2 separate regions of the Homo sapiens genome follow, and region 1 is linked to region 2. Evidence: chromatin loops called from intact Hi-C (ENCODE). Cell type or tissue: mammary epithelial cell. All regions are shown on one strand. Each heading gives the region's core, and the rest is flanking DNA. Links, peaks and the distances in the headings are about the cores only.

The links. Peaks named below come from ENCODE experiments on the same cell type or tissue, not always from the same donor. Only the 100,000 strongest peaks of a DNase experiment are listed, where the experiment ranks them.
Region 1: a loop joins it to region 2, with 7 times the contacts of the local background. A loop is called at or near these places in 10 of 110 quality-filtered maps.

The regions. Positions count from the first base shown.
Region 1 is chr1:175,194,443-175,199,825 of GRCh38, forward strand. No RefSeq gene overlaps it. Among named protein-coding and RNA genes, the nearest start is that of KIAA0040, 4.4 kb to the left of the region's middle. In mammary epithelial cell, for the core only: no CTCF peak of the experiment used is centred there; DNase peaks (open chromatin) are centred at 1,579 and 3,289; H3K27ac peaks cover 3,998 bases.
Region 2 is chr1:175,266,211-175,271,593 of GRCh38, forward strand. No RefSeq gene overlaps it. Among named protein-coding and RNA genes, the nearest start is that of KIAA0040, 76 kb to the left of the region's middle. RefSeq lists an enhancer at 2,728-3,927. In mammary epithelial cell, for the core only: no CTCF peak of the experiment used is centred there; DNase peaks (open chromatin) are centred at 2,671 and 3,111; H3K27ac peaks cover 1,771 bases.

The DNA of each region.
Region 1 (5,383 bases), core at 247-5,246, 72 kb before region 2:
CCTCATTGTACAGGTGAGGAAATTGTGGTTGAGAGGAAGCTAAGGAAGTTCCTCAAGGTCACATAGCTAATAAATGGTAGAGCCAGGTTTGAATCCAAGTGTTTCCAACCGCCGCTCCCCCTGACCCAGTGCATCCTTTTACCACCATATCATCTAGTAGAGGAGGAACTTGCCTTCTGTGAAGGAATTCCACACTTGAGCAGGGATCATGTACAGGTCTTGAATGACGCCTATTGCGGGGAGGCCATAGAAAATACTTTCCTGAAAGTCTGGAGCAACATTACAGATTGGTTCTGGCCAGGGTGATGGGTATGTAGGGTTGCTTTTAAGAGAAAAGAGGAAGAAACTAAATGAGAAAAACAGGGGCAATCGAATTGAGCTCAGGGCTTCATGGACATGGTTGTCTGATCGTAGAAAGGAAACCAGGGCCATCCATAAGATGGTATCTCTAGCTATCTCAATTCATAAGGAGAAAAGTCTAATGCTGAAAACCAGAAAATTCTGTGGCAGAGAAATCAGGGACTTATAGGTGGGCTGGATGGTGGATTTACTCACACTAGACTGCCAAGGCTGCAAAGTCTGTTGCTGTATTGACACTACTAGAAGATGCAATTATGCAGAAGAAAAGAAGTGGGCATCTGGCAAGGATGTTTTCACCCTGGATGAATGATGTGTTCCTTATGAAAAAGCAGGTTGGAACACCCACCTACTATTTTATTCCTTGGCAGTAAAATCCTAACTCCTATGAACTCATGAACAGCCCCAGGCAGCAACAGGGCTACTACGTTTTGCTTAATCCTTATTATTTTTCTTGTTTTCAGTAAGGATATTTGAAGTTGGTCAAGAGCTTAGTGGGCACTAAATGGAGTAGAACAAAATATTAACTTTTTTTTTTTTTAAAAAAAGAAGCCAAAATAAAGCAGATTTGTGCACTGAGACTGGAAATTGGAACCCCTTTTTGACCACTCCTCACTAGCTTTAGCACCTGCTGATCTCTGGTTTCACATCAGTATGTTGCAGAAAACAGGGGTTGCCTCCCTCTCAGATACTGTAAAAATCAGTGGAGTGCTAAGTATTGAACTTAGTCTGCTTTGAAGCTAAGACTGACTACACTTGGATTTCTTTCTTGGCAATGCCCTATTTCAGACAGGTTAACTTGCAGTATTGGCCAGTACTGATCCACCCGTGCTGCCTGGAGACAGTTTCCCATGAGTTTGCAAACCCAGAGTCTAGAAGCTGTGTCTTTTATAATGTGGTTGCATCCAGGACAGTGCTGCACAAAATTGGACACATTTTTCAGGTGTGGGAAATTTTAAATTGAGAACATCATTTTACTCTTACCAATAACTGTGGTGTATTCTTGCCTGCAACACTGTGAGAGGGTCTAGAAGGTTAAAACGGGGATAGGGAAAGTCCCCAAATAGCAACATGGATGTTCTGAGGAACTGAGTAGAAGTCACAGGGCTGCTGACAAGGAGAAGGCTGTTAGGAGGAAATGATCAGACTATAAATGGTGTGGATATGATGAGCACAGACTTGTTCATCAGATCCTGAAATATAGCAGTGCTTTGGAACCACGAGTGGGGCAAGTTCAGGACAAGTCAGCGGAAATACTACTTCATGCAGCAGGTAATAAATTTATGGAATGAATTATCTCCCAGAGGTGGTACAAACTGGCAACATAAATGGATTCCAGAAGAGTGAATGGCAGAGGCATAAAGAGAGCTGCAGGAAGCAGAGATATACTCCATGTGGTGGGGAGTTCAGGGTGGCCCAATGAGGCCTTACACAGTGTGTACCTGGGGGTCTTTGTGGTCAAAGAGTCCTGGCCTCCATAGGGCTTGGATTGGAGCTGACTGGCAGCACCAACACTACCTCCCTAATTCTTCAGCCTCTGTGGCCTTTGCTTTATGAAGGCAGCAAAACCATGTTCTTTTTACCTGAGACTTACAGCCCATTTAAAATGCATTGCTTCTTTATTTTGACTTTCGACTTCTGAACAGATTTGAGTGTCTGCTTCCATACTGGTTACCATATTTAGCTCTTGCAATTAGATTTCTGTTCAGGTCTTCCTCCTAAATTATCTAATTCTGACATAAGTTACTCTAATTATGAAAGCTTTTTAAAAAAACAAAAAACAAAAAACAGGAGTTAACAATATACTTTCCTTGGGAGCTTTTTTTTTAATGCGGCATCCAAAATGTCTTCATTGCTACATCCAGGATGCCTGGCAAAATGTTGCTTTTACAGCTATAGCTCCAAATCTTGGCCCTGGAGGAGGTTTAGGAAGCTCTTGGATGTCTCCTCTAATAATCTACCTGTCTCCCACCACACACATGCCCCTCTGCTCCATGCACTTTGTGCCTTTTTTTTTTTTTTAGATGGAGTCTTGCTCTGTCGCCCAGGCTGGAGTGCAGTGGTGCGATCTCGGCTCACTGCAAGCTCCGCCTCCCGGGTTCATGCCATTCTCATGCCTCAGCCTCCTGAACAGCTGGGACTACAGGTGCCCGCCACCACACCTAGCTAACTTTTTTGTATATTTAATAGAGACTGGATTTCAGCGTACTAGCCAGGATGGTCTCGATCTCCTGACCTCGTGATCCGCCCGCCTCGGCCTCCCAAAGTGCTGGGATTACAGGCTTGAGCCACCGCGCCCAGCCCACTTTGTGCTTTCTTGAGTACTCCTGTAAGTTCTAGAGATAGTACATCATGCCCCACCTCTTCCAGTATGGAGGTCAAGGTGGGCTGGTGGCTTAGAAAGCCCTTTGTTTATACTTCTGGGGCACAAAAGGGCTCAGTTTCCATTTTCTGTTTCTGGCTCACAGCCCCCCACCCTGAGTTGTGTCTTGAAAGCTATTTTTACAGCACTATCACTGGCAGTCATAAACTGGCCAGGGCTATTCTTCAGACCCTTTGCTGGGATTCAGCATTGGCTTTGTTCAGATGTAAAAAACAGGCCTCTGAATTCCATTTTGTGGCAGGGGTCTCGGTGTGGGGAGAGAGCCCCACAGAGTTCTCATTTTGCCTCTCTTTGTGGTTTCCCTTGTCATCTGTTCTTCCCTTGGGGATGGGTTTACATATCAATTTATTGAGCGAGCCCATCGTGTGGGTTTCATGAAGTAGCATTTACATGGTCTGGGTAGAACACTTCTTGTCACTTTGTCAGAGAGATTCCTGGGAAACCCCAGCTTGCCCTGCCCAGTGCATTCATTCTGGCAGATGTTTCTGTCAAGGCTGAAATTGTTCATTCCTCTTGCCCTGAGGGCCCACAAAGTAATATGGCTTTGAAATTTACTTCCTTAACTAGTTCAGTGACTCAGAACATCAATGTTGCCACAAACAAACTTCCTCTCCCAAGGCTGGCTCATTCATAACAGGTAAAAGGAAGGGCTGACAAAAACATCACAGAACAATGGGATAGCCTTCATTTATCAAGTTGCAAAAGTACACTCACTCACTGTGTTTTAATTACTATTGACTTTCTCTGTGCCAGGCACTGTGCTAAACTGCTTATACATATTGCCTTTAAATTTCTAACAACACTGTGAGGTACTGTTATAATACCAATCTAATAGGTGTGGAAACTAAGATTTGGAAAATTTAAAAATTTGTTAAAGATCAGTAAGTGGCAGACAGAGATTTCAATAAATAGTAGTGAGAAATACTTTTATTCAGCACAGATATGTTCCCAGCGTCATGCAAAATATTAGATTTGCAAAAATGAATGAGACTCTGGTCTAGTGAAACTAAAGTTTCAACCCAGAATTTTCTGAATTCAGAGCCCGATTGCTACTCACCTTAATCAGCTGGACAGGTGTGGGATATCCGTGGGGCAGAATTAAATTACTGATTCTGGGATGATAACAATAATAATGACATATTATTATGATGACAATAATAAAACCTGGAGCTTTGTAAGTTTTCAGTGATGTTTCATGTAGATTATTTACTTTGATCCAACCTTTGTTAAGGGAGCAAGCTCAATGAGGAGCTGGGGACTGAAGAGGCTGCTGCCCATGGTAGTTGCATGACTGGACTAAAACCAGGGGGTCTGGCTTGTAGTCCAAAAATCTCTACTTGCAGAATGCAAGAATGTATCTGGAGAGACACATTCCAGGAATATCTCTTGGTAGCATACTGAAGTGGTCATCAGGAAGTAACTGGAATCAAAGCCCAGACTGATGAACTCATGCAGAATATGGATATCAGCCTTGGAGGGAATTCTTGCACTTGGGAAAGCTATAAAATGGCTATAAAAGTGCTTCAAATTTCTGCACTGAAGTATCTCTAAAAGATAGGAAATTGTTGCTTTAGGAAGACATTATTTAATATCTTGTGGCTTCACATACACTTGACACACATTTTCATACACCTTTGCGGATGTATGCACCACAGTTTGAGAAGCATAGTATCAGATGACCTATGAAACTGCATTAGAACTGTGCCCTAACCAACTGAACTAATAAATACAGCAATAGAATTTCTTCCATCCATCCATCCATCCATCCATCCATCCATCCATCCATCCATCCACTGAAAAATTTTTATGAAGAACCTGCCATAACCTCGGCACTGTGCTGGGTAGGCACTATGATATGATATGATAGCATATAGAAGCTCCCGAGGAATTTACACTCTAATGCGGAACTGACCATTGAAATGATTAGCAGTAGTAGAAACTACTTATAATGAAGTGCTAAATTTTGTAATTTGGATTTGAGGGCAGTGAGGGCTGGAGCACTCATGGAAACCTTCCTGATGGAGGTGGGTTGACCAGAATGTGGGAGGTGCAGAAGCATTTGAAGATAGGGAAAGACAGAATGGTTTCTAGTTGTCCACAGTCTGAACAAAGGTGTGGAGAAGGGATAAACATGGTAGGACTTTTTTGGTAAGTAATGTTAATTATTTGATGATTCTTTCTCTCTCTCTCTCTATCTCTCTCCCCTCCACCCACCTCTTTCTTGTCAATGCAGAAAACTAGGGAAAGACTCAAAACAATGGAGAAAAACAAAATATCCATAATTCTGGTAACCAAAATGTAACATTTTGGTATGGGCTATTTTTGTCTTTTAGAAATAGAGTTTGTATGTAGGTAATTGTGGCCACTGCAGATTTTGAACAGTGGGCTGACCAATCTGAAAGACAGTTAATCTGGTGGACTTTTGCAGGATTTATTAGAGTGGGGAGAGACTGGGAGACTGAAGTCAGAAACTCCAACCTAGTAAAAGGCCACCATATACTCTAGCTCCTGCCTTTAAAACTAACTAGCTAACTCACTAGTTGCCTTGATCAATGATGAGTTTCTCCATCACTGAAGCAATTCACACAGAGACTGGATGACCACCTGGAGGGGTGCTGTGGAGGGGACTGCCATACCTGGAGA
Region 2 (5,383 bases), core at 329-5,328:
AAGAAGTTTATAGCAAAGGGATGGTTCATGAGCCCAAGTAGCACTGGTACAAGGTAAAAAGGACTAGAGGACCTTCTTCTTCTGGAGGGTCTTCTATCCAAATCAGCCATACACAGGAGGACTAAAGTGGGGTGGGGTCTCCTATGAAGTGTATTAATGGTTTTGCCTTGACGTTGTCCCCCATCTGATCTAAGTGTTACCTCAGTTTTTCCAAAGTGGTATGGGTTGTGAACTCTCAACCTACAGGACTGCTTTCAAATTGTGTAGCTGTGCCTCATATGCAAATAGAGGGTGAATTGGAGGCTCCATCTGAAGCTTGTTTTTGGAGTTTGTTATAAAGCTCCCTCTTCAAAGGATAGCAAACAAACAAACAAACAAACTGTTTTTCCTACTGTCCACTCTCACATTTAATACAACACAGCACCTCTGTTTATCAAAATGTGTGGGGATTTCTCCGCACATACAACGAAGCAATTCTGTAGTAGATTGTCCAGTAGAACCCAGGTGGGTGTCCTACAGTTTAACTAAATTCTGATTATCTACCTGGAGATAGCGTCAGATCTCACAGGTTGAGGGCTCAGTCCCACAAGACTGCCCCCACCCTTGAGATACTAGCATGGTCTGTGCTTCTAATCACCTGGCTATCAATGGGGATTCCCATAATCCCCTCTTTGAGTTGGTAGAGTGGCTCACAGAACTCAAGGAAACACTTTACTTATGTTACCCATTTATTATAAAGAGTATTACAAGGGATACAGAAAAACAGCTAGTAGAGAGATGCACAGGGCAAAGTTTAGAAGAAGGGGCACTGAACATTGCTCCCAGGCCGTCTCTTGGTGTGCCACCCTCCAAGAAGCTTCATGTGTTCAGCTATCCTGAAGATTTCTGAAACCAGTCCTTTTGGATTTTTATGTAGGTTTCATTAAGTAGGCATGATTGATTAGATCATTGGCCATTGGTCACCAATTCAACCTTCAGTGTTCCCTCCTCTTCCCAGAGATTAGGGGGACCCAACTTTCTAATTAGGCCATGGTCTTTCGGGTGACTAACCCCCATCCTGAAGCTCTCAAGGTGCCCCCATCTACCAGGCATCTCAGCATACAAAAGACACTCATCACACCAGAGATTTCCAAGGGTTTTAGGAGATGAATGTCAGGAAATAGGATGAAGACCAAATATGTATTACAAAATAGCATACTTCCTACAAAGGAATTATAAACTGGGGTGCATGGGTAAGGTGATACTCCTGAGCTGCTGGGTGCTCAAAGAGTGTATCAAAATTTAAACAAGGAACCTCAACACTTGTAACTGAAAGACCCAGATCTTACTTATCTTTGGCTATGAAGTCAAATCAGATTTACAGTAATACTCCAAATATCAATGCTCAGAGCCTAAACATCCTTGACAGGCAGAGATCCCTTTGCTTCCAGGAGTTTCTCTTCCTAAATATTTCTGGGGCTGCTCTCACAGATGTTTGTGCATCTCAAATGTTCCCTTGGTTTCCTGGGGTTATGCTAGGTTGGGATCTGTGGGGGGCCAGCAGTTTCTCACAGTTGTCAGCAGAGCCTCTGCCAGCAGCTCTGACTTCCACAGCCATTGGTCAGCCAGGGATGCTGTGTATTCTTCCAGCTGGCCTGATGGCTTTAGGATGCTTCTCCCTCTGCGTCCATGGGGGAATGCCTTTCTCTGCTAATCAGCTCTTTCTGGAGTGTTTTGCAGAGCACAGCTGTTGAACTTCAGTGACACAGTCTCTCCTTTGCCCTACAGCCCATGCCTTCCCAGAGTGGACAGCTCAGCTAAGAGGAGTTTGGTTGGGTGATGTCAGACTCCACATCACACTCCCCTGGAACATTCACTCCTCCAAATCCCAGACCTATTCTACCACTAAGCTCACTTATATGTTTGTTTTGTTCTTGGCCATTAGGCATAGCAGGGCTGTTATTGGGTAGCCACTTTAGAGTCCTTTAATATTTCTGGGCAGTTAAGATGCTCCCTAAAACATGCTCAAGGAATCCCAAGAATTTCTTGAAGAAAGTGTTGCCTAATTTCACAACACTGACCTAGCCAGCTGTGTGTAGGGGTGGGGGGAGGTTAGGATAGGAGGCATATTTTTAATTTAAGTGTGAGAAAACTAATAAAATTATCTTTAAAAATGTAAACATGTATATTAATGCCTAGAAGGGTTACTTGGGGCAAGGGTGGTGAAGTGGGCATACAAAACCAAAAAAACACGTGAAGTTTTGATTGTAACTTTCAAACCTGAGCCATTGCCAGCAGTGGTAGCTCCACAGGTTTGAGGCAGCTTGGCTCATTAAATAACATGTTATTATAATGTTTGCTGGAGAGTCTCAGCTATTTGTAGATTAGTTTCTGAAAATTCATTTTGCCTTAACATTTGTACTAGACAGAGGAGGTGGAATGTATGTGTTGTAGGAGGTTGAGAGAGCAAAGTCTAACTGAATATGAAGTAAGGAAGTTGGGGAGGATAAAAAATATTTTGGGAAACTGGACATTTGTCATTCTTTTTGGCTGACTACTCAACTCTTCTCCTTTTATCTTGAGACATTCTCCTTTTTGGCAGAGAGCAGAGTCCTCTTCACTCAGTAGAACTTACATACCATTCTAACCTTCCTTCTAGATAGATTATAGGCATATGACTCAAGATACATGATGATTCATGAGTTCCATCCAAGGCAGATTGTAACTTAGAAGGTAGGAATCCAAAGAGCCAGGGCCACCAGGAAGCTATCTTGGTGAAGTTAATGGTGTCTGTGGTGGCTAGATCCAGTTTCCAGGGCTCATGGTAATGGTTCCAGCAGCCAGCAGGGGCCAATGTCCAGCATCAGTGTTGCCAGTGGGACAAGCAGTTGAGTCTGTGCCTGGTAAAAGCAACAGTTGTGCCTTCACAGAATCAGTTATATGAGGGAATTTTGAACGTTTTTCTTGGGTGGGTGGCATTTAAGATGATTCTGACACTCCTGGAACTTCCATGAGTAACACAATATCCTTCAATAATTTCCTTTCTGCCTTAATCACTCAGCTTGTCAGAGGCGTTTGAAGCAGAGCAACTCCATCTTGAATAGGGGTGGGAAAATGAGTTTGAGACTTGCTGGGCCACATTCCCAGGAGGCTAGGTATCTTAGTCACAAGGTATTTACAGTTAAGGGAACAGAAACAGATCCAGGCAATGTCCTGATGTCCTGATATCTTGAGAACAAAAGCATTCCTAGTTTAAGAACAAGTTTTGCTTTAAAGATAATAATATAGACTCTTGTGAAAGATAGTAGTTACACAAAGATTAGCAATACTTTATCCCAAATCCTTGTGGCAGAGCACATCTCTCCCATGATTTGTCTTTATATACAAACAAGTATTATACCTAAGGTGGGTGCATTCCTGTGCTTACTTTCAGGAACACCCTGCTCTGTCTATGGAGTAGCTATTCTTACATTCCCTTAGTTTTTAAAATAAACACGTATTCACTTTCCTCTGTGGACTTGGTCTGAATTCTTTCCTGCACAAGATCCAAGAACCCTCTCTTGGGGTCTTGATGGGGACAACTTTCTGGTAACTTCCTCCTGGTGAACCACAAAGGGACTAATGAAGAGACCCCTGACCCAAAGGAAATAAACTGCAACACCAATTGGCCAACTTTGGGTAAGTGGTGGGGGTATATTCTATACCAGGTAAAGAATGAAATTGGGTTAGAGACCCAACCTGGAAGGGTTGGAGCTCCACCTAAAACATAGGGGCTTAAAGACTCCTCTTGGTAAAGAGCAAGGATAGTTGTCCAAACTTGGGTTAAAGGCCCAACTTAGGGGGGTTAGAGTCCCTCCTAAGACATAGGGCATTAGAGATGCCCCTTGGTAAGCCCCCTCTTGGTTAAAAATAGATCTGACTCTACAGGATGTTTATCACTATTAACTTTGGATTAATTCACCTTGTCCTCTTTGCTTCCTGAATCAATTCCCTGGTTGCTGCCTTTGTTTCATGGCCACTTTCAGGAGACCTCATTTAACTGGTCTTGGGATTTTGAGTACCAGGATGGAAATCAGGGGATTTTCCTTGCTGTTTTGTTTCATTTGTACACTAACAAAGCTTCTTTCATTTCTTGGATTCAGGCAAATTGGCTTTGTTTGTCCAACTCATGCTGCCACTATTGCCCGGAACCTGCTCTCTCTGGTCATCCGCACCTAAATCCTTCTCATTTCCTTTGCCTTATTTGACATTTCTTTTGTCAGCTTCCATATCATGGTTTATCTAGGGCCCATGGCTCAGCCTGTTTATATTATCTGGCCAATATAAATAAGGGAATTCAATTTTCAGCAGGTTTTCCGTCATAATGCAGCGTGCCTTAAGAACTGTCTCCTTTTTGATGGAACTTGGCCAATGGCAATACAGTCTCACGGGTTTGGAAGTTTTCTTTCAACGTCATCTGCCTCCTTTATGGGGAATACAGCATGGATCCCAGAGGACTCACCACTAGGATGTATTCTTGAACATTGGGACAAGTTTAAACCAAATGGACTTAAGAAAAGAAAGTTGGTGGTTTCATATAATACTGTCTGGCCTCAAATTACTATACTTGGAAAAATAAGAAAAATGGTCAACTACCAGAACTATGGCCTTTAATACTATACTTCCACTTGATTTGTTTTGTAAGTGTGAGGGCAAATGGGATAAAACCAATACGTTCAAGCATTTTTATTGCCCAGTCAAAATAAAACTCTGCAATAGGTATGTGCATGTTTAATGAAAGGAAAGGAAGAAAAAGAATTAGACATACTAGATGATCACTTGATGCAAGACCACCCCCCTCCCCGCCCCCGCCAACCAGTTCAACAGGTACTTTTGTGTGGAACATGTCAGCTCTGATGCTTCAGGTCTATTGGCCTCTTCTTCTAGCCTCTCTGGAAGTCCTGTTGAGACTCCTTTGTCCCCTCCTCCCTACCTGTCTAATCCTAGTCTATACCTGCTACTCCCTGAGGACCCTAGCCCTGCTAGTACTACTTGTAGTGGAGCCTCTTATCAACTTCCAAAGGGAAATTTTTGTCTGCTTAGAGCAGTGGCAAATGGGGAAGAAGGCACTGTAAGGGCACATGTCCCCTTTTCTATGTCTGATTTGACTTTGTGTAGAGAAAGTTGGTCATTTCTCTGAAGATCCAGGGAAATTCATAGATGAGTTTCAGAAATTAACTCTGACTTATAACTTGACCTGGTAGGATCTGTATGTTTTGTTGTCTGTTTGTTGTACAGTGGAAGGGAAGCAATACATTCTGGGAATGGCTCAGACCCATGCAAATGAGGTATTGGCCCATAACCCTAACCATAATATCTACCAGGCAGTGGGTGCAGCAGTCCCTGATCAAGATCCAGGATGGAA